Regions from separate parts of the Homo sapiens genome. Here region 1 is linked to region 2. A link is a loop called in an ENCODE intact Hi-C map of the cell type or tissue named here. Cell type or tissue: OCI-LY7. All regions are shown on one strand. Region 1 overlaps SHBG (sex hormone binding globulin). Region 2 overlaps DNAH2 (dynein axonemal heavy chain 2).

Region 1 (2,500 bases), 150 kb after region 2:
TGAACCCGCGAGGCGGAGGTTGCAGTGAGCCGAGATCACGCCATTGCACTCCAGCCTGGGCAACAAGAGCGGGAAACTCCATCTCAAAAAAAAAAAAAAAAAGAAGTCCTCATTTCCTTAGAGAAACTCTCCTTGACGCTCAGACTAAGTTAAGGCCTCCTAGTCTCCATGTTTTCTATTTTTTCTTTTTTCTTTTTTTTTGAGATGGACTCTTGCTCTGTTGCCCAGGCTGGAGTGTAGTGGCGCGATCTCGGCTCACTGCAAGCTCCGCCTCCCGGGTTCACACCATTCTCCTGCCTCAGCCTCTCGAGCAGCCGGGACTACAGGCGCCCGCCACCATGCCCAGCTAATTTTTTTGTATTTTCAGTAGAGACGGGGTTTCACCGTGTTAGCCAGGATGGTCTCGATCTCCTGACCTTGTGGTCCGCCCGCCTCTGCCTCCCAAAGTGCTGGGATTACAGGCGTGAGCCACCACGCCCGGCCAGTCTCCATGTTTTCACAACTCTCCAATTCTTCTTTATCAGTGCTTCCAACTATCCACTTATTAGTTAGCCTTTGATGGATGTCTGCTTCCCTATGGGACTGTGGGCACCAAGAGGGTAGGAACCAGAGTGTTTTTGCTCATTAAGACAACTCAATACTTGGCACAGTGCCTGGTACATTGCTAGTGCACAGTGAATATTTGTTGAATAAATGAATAATCAGTAACTTTCAAAGGGGGTTCTTAGGTGGAGCTTTAATGGGAAGCGTCAGTGCCATTGCCTGGGCTCTGGGGGCAGCTGTGAGTCCAGATCTCATGGCTTCTGTTCAGGGCCTGGTCCACATCCAGCCTCTGACCTTGTGCCCAAAGGCCATTCAGGCAAAAAGAGGTGGAAGAGTCTTCTCCTAGAGGGAGGTAGTGCAAAGGTGGCATTAGAGCATTAAGGTGGCTCGGATCCAGAATCTTCTCCCCACTTTTCCACTCCTCCAACCTGAGTTTGCAAAAGCACTACCTTCCACTGCCCCCATATCTTCTTCTTGTGGCCTATTCTTCTTCCCTCCCAGAGGTTTCCTTCCCCTCAAAATGTGCCGCCTCCCTTGAGCTGTTTCCAATGTTGTGCTCATGAACTTGAACATCATTCTCTCTTACCTGGTAAAGCCCCCAGGAAGAGACGCCCTTGAGGCTTGGCCCAGAGGTTAAGGAGGGGAGCCAGGCCTAAGGGAGGCAGGGCAAGGGCCTTCATCTTCGACCCTTGGCTCAAGACCACCCTGGACATACTCAGCTTCAGCTGAAGAGGGAGTCCCAAGACCAGGGGCAGATCCAGCCCTGGCCCCGACCCAGAAGACAACACCACCTTCTGCAGAGTGTGTGGGAAAGGGACGGTAGAGAGAGAGGGAAGAATGAGCCGGGCCTACTGCCTGTGGCCTCACCCCTAGCTGCCTTAATTCTGCCTCTTCGCTATGCCTCCACCTACTGGCCATTCTCACCACTTAAATCCTGCCCCAATTTTTTTTGGCTTGACCCTTTTTGAAACCACACCTGCCCCAAGTAAATATGCAGTCTAAGTCAAAACTGTTTGCTTGCTGTGGGGAGCTTCAAGATATGTCCCTCGCCCCTACCACCCACCTGAGTGCCATCCATAAGCCTTATTTTTATTTTTATTTTTTTGAGACAGGGTCTCACTGTGGCCCAGGTCAGAGTGCAGTGGCACATCATAGCTCACTGCAGCTTCAAACTCCTGGGCTCAAGTGAACCTCCTGCCTCAGGCTCCTAAATAGCTAGGGCAGCAGACATGTGCTACCATGCCTGGCTAATTTTTTTTTTTTTTTAGACAGAGGTCTCTGCTATGTTGCCCAGGCTGGTGTCAAACTCCTGGCCTCAAGTGATCCTCTGGTCTTGGCCTCCAGCACCTGGGATTACAGGCAAGCACCACCATGCCTGGCTAATTATTAATGAAAAACAATTCTGTGGAGCCAGTCTTGTTATGTTCCCTGGGCTGGAAACCTTCCTAATATTGACATGTTGGACTCCCCTCTTCCCTCATTGCTCCAGGCTCCACTGAATACAGGCAATGCCCCACTGTCCCCCTTTACTTGATCTTGGAGGTGGAGACTGAGCCAAGATGGGTTCTCTGGTGTCCCAAGAGCAAGGAGGTGGCCTGAGCCTGCTGCCTGCTTGAGTCCCAGGTCCAAAGAGAAGGCCCAGGGCTCTGCATGAGGCTGGGGAATGTCTGTGGGGAGAAATGATTATCCTGAGGCCTCAAAGCTGGGGTCTCAAGGAGGAAAGGGGCCAGTGGTAGAGGGGGACAGAGGCAGGCTGAGCTGGCCAGGGTGGGAAAAATAGACTCCGAGGAAATCTACCTCGGAGATTGAATTCTGCCTGAGTCCCTGGAGGGAGAAATATCCCGGGATTTGATTCTACATCACAGCTTCTGAGGCTAGTGGGGGCAGATGCTGAGATCTCGGCCTGTTTGTCCAGCCAGGAATCCCGGCGCAGGCAGCCATCCAGGGCAGGAACCAG
Region 2 (2,500 bases):
TTTTCCCTAGGATCTAATAGTTTTTGTGATTTTTGTTTGCTTAGGTTCTGTTTTTTGTTTTTTTTTTTTTGGAAACAGGGTCTCACTCTGTCACCCAGGCTGGAGTGGCACAATCTCACAATCTCAGCCACTGCAATCTCCACCTCCTGGGCTCAAACAATCCTCCTGCCTCAGCCCTCCCAATAGCTGAGACTACAAGCATGAGCCATTACACCTGGCTCATTTTCACCATGTTGCCCACGCTGGTCTCAAACTCCTCACCTCAAGCAATCCACCTGCTTATGCCTCCCAAAGTGCTAGGATTACAGGTGTGAGCCATCATGTCCAGCCTGTTTGCTTAGGGTTTTGTTTTTGTTTTTGTTTTTGTTTTGCCCCCATGTTTGCTTAGTTTTTAATGTGCTTATCTCTAACTCAATTCCAAACTCTACCAGTTGACTAAATCTTTCAAACAATTTTCACATCGGGTATCAATTTCTTCTTTAAAAAGTCATCCTGGCCCGGCGCAGTGGCTCATGCCTGTAATTCCAGCACTTTGGGAGGCTGAGGCAGGCGGATCACCTGAGGTCGGGAGTTCGAGACCAGCCTGACCAACATGGAGAAACCCCGTCTCTACCAAAAATACAAAATTAGCTGGGTGTGGTGGTGCATGCCTGTAATCCTAGCTACTCGGGAGGCTGAGGCAGGAGAATCGCTTGAACCTGGGAGGCGGAGGTTGCGGTGAGCCAAGATTGTGCCATTGCACTCCAGCCTGGGCAACAAGAGTGAAACTCCATCTCAAAAAAACAAAACAAAACAAAACAAAAAAACAGTCCTCCTGAAGACTTCAGGTTTGCTCCAGTCTGGATTGGCTTCTCTCTTTGCCCAGTGCACCACCATCATCCTGTGACCTCCATTCACCAACACCCCGAGGATTACTGTAGCCTCCCCCTTGCACCAAATCTTTTGTTTCCCATCGTCCTTTTCACGATGTGTTCCTGTGTTTAAGTAGAGCACGTTTTTCTAGTAGCTTTTGGAGAAAGTAGTTGTGACTACAGGAGCACACCTCCATGTGTGGCTATTTTTTTTTTTAAGAGATGGAGGTCTTGCTATGTTACCCAGGCTGGTCTTGAACTCCTAGCCTAAAGTGATCCTGTTGCCTCAGCCTCCAAAGTGTTGAGATGACAGGCGTGAACCACCGCACCTCGCCCCTATCAGTTTCAATATCTGAAGTAAGTTTTCATGGATCTGATTCCACTGTCTGTTGTTCTTCTGGCTCCCATTCATGGTTTCTTGTTTCCTTGTGTGTTTTGTGATTTTTGACCATGAGTTGCTCATTTTCTTGGACTTTTACCTGTGGCACTTCTTTGAAGTGTGAGTTGAAATTTCATTCCTCCAGAAATAATTTGCTTTTGCTTCTTCCAGTCACCTGGGGGCACTAACAACCTAGAACTACTTAATATTGAAATCTAAGCTTGAGATTTCTTTTCTGATTACACAGTAGGATAAATGATGACTGGAAACCATGTGAGAGCTGGTGTGTGGTTAGGAAATCTCAAAGAAAATTTGGTCTTTTTCTTCCATCATCAGAGGTCAAAACAAGCAAGTTTCTTTCCTGTATATACGCTTCTAAATCTCAGACTTCTCGTTTTTCCATCTACTGGGGATGTTGCCCCTTGGGGACTGGGGTTTATGCAGCACTGCATCTTCTGTTATATCTTCAGACTTGGGTTGTTTCATCTCCTATCCTCACTGCCTTAAGATCAACAACAGTTTTCAGGGAGAAGGCCAGCTTTGGTACTTACCTGCCTCCCAGGGTTCCTGCTTTTACTCCCTACCCTCCTCAACTCCTGGAATTCTTCCTTTCTTGCCAGCTTAGCAATGCATTAAAAAGGATGTTATTATTATATTTTTATCCATCATTTTAGTAGTTTCAATTGAAAGGATCATTCAGGGTATCTAGACTACCACACTGCCAGAGAAGAAAGTTCTTATGCTTTCTAAAACTCCCTCTTCCATTCTGCTGCTCTCTGATACCAAATGGCTTCTAGCAGCCCCTCCTCAAAACTCCCTGATGAGGTGAGAAGTAGAGGCATGGAGGACTGATGGGCACGGAGAAAGTGCAAAGGCAACGGACTAGAGGTTTCAATGAAGTCAGAGCGTTGCTGCATGGATGCACTTGAGCAGGTACACTTGAGTAGGTCAGCGGAGGAGGGAGTTGTGGTCAGAGAGCAGAATGTTTGAATAGTCTATTGCTTTATAGATAAGGAAGTCCAAAGAGAGGTCAATTGACTTGTTCAGAGTCATAGCTAGTAGATGGCAGAACAAGGACTGGAAGCCAAGTTTTCTATTCCCAGATGCATATTCACATATGTGGTCAGGGAGAGTGCGGTTTTTTTGTTTTTGTTTTGTTTTTTGAGACACGGTCTTGCTCTGTCACCCAGGCTGGAGTGCAGAGGCACAATCTCAGCTCATTATAGCCTCAATCTCCTGGGGCTCAAGCAATCCTCCTACCTCAGCCTCC

What was found. A loop is a pair of places that touch in the nucleus more often than their neighbours do. Peaks named below come from ENCODE experiments on the same cell type or tissue, not always from the same donor. Only the 100,000 strongest peaks of a DNase experiment are listed, where the experiment ranks them.
Region 1: it touches region 2 in a loop (2.6-fold over the local background); 2 of 110 quality-filtered maps call a loop at or near these places.

Annotation. Positions count from the first base shown.
Region 1 is chr17:7,631,589-7,634,088 of GRCh38, reverse strand. It overlaps SHBG (sex hormone binding globulin), which reads right to left. Exons shown (of 8, transcript NM_001040.5): 5 at 2,341-2,500; 6 at 2,074-2,210; 7 at 1,130-1,337; 8 at 717-885. The coding sequence ends at 737. Among named protein-coding and RNA genes, the nearest start is that of SHBG, 2.7 kb to the right of the region's middle. RefSeq lists an enhancer at 1,374-1,463. In OCI-LY7, CTCF peaks have their summits at 758, 1,253 and 1,455 (motif pointing left); a DNase peak (open chromatin) is centred at 1,448.
Region 2 is chr17:7,781,371-7,783,870 of GRCh38, reverse strand. The region is part of intron 39 of DNAH2 (dynein axonemal heavy chain 2); the gene reads right to left. Among named protein-coding and RNA genes, the nearest start is that of KDM6B, 52 kb to the left of the region's middle. In OCI-LY7, CTCF peaks have their summits at 1,202 and 1,403 (motif pointing right); no DNase peak of the experiment used is centred here.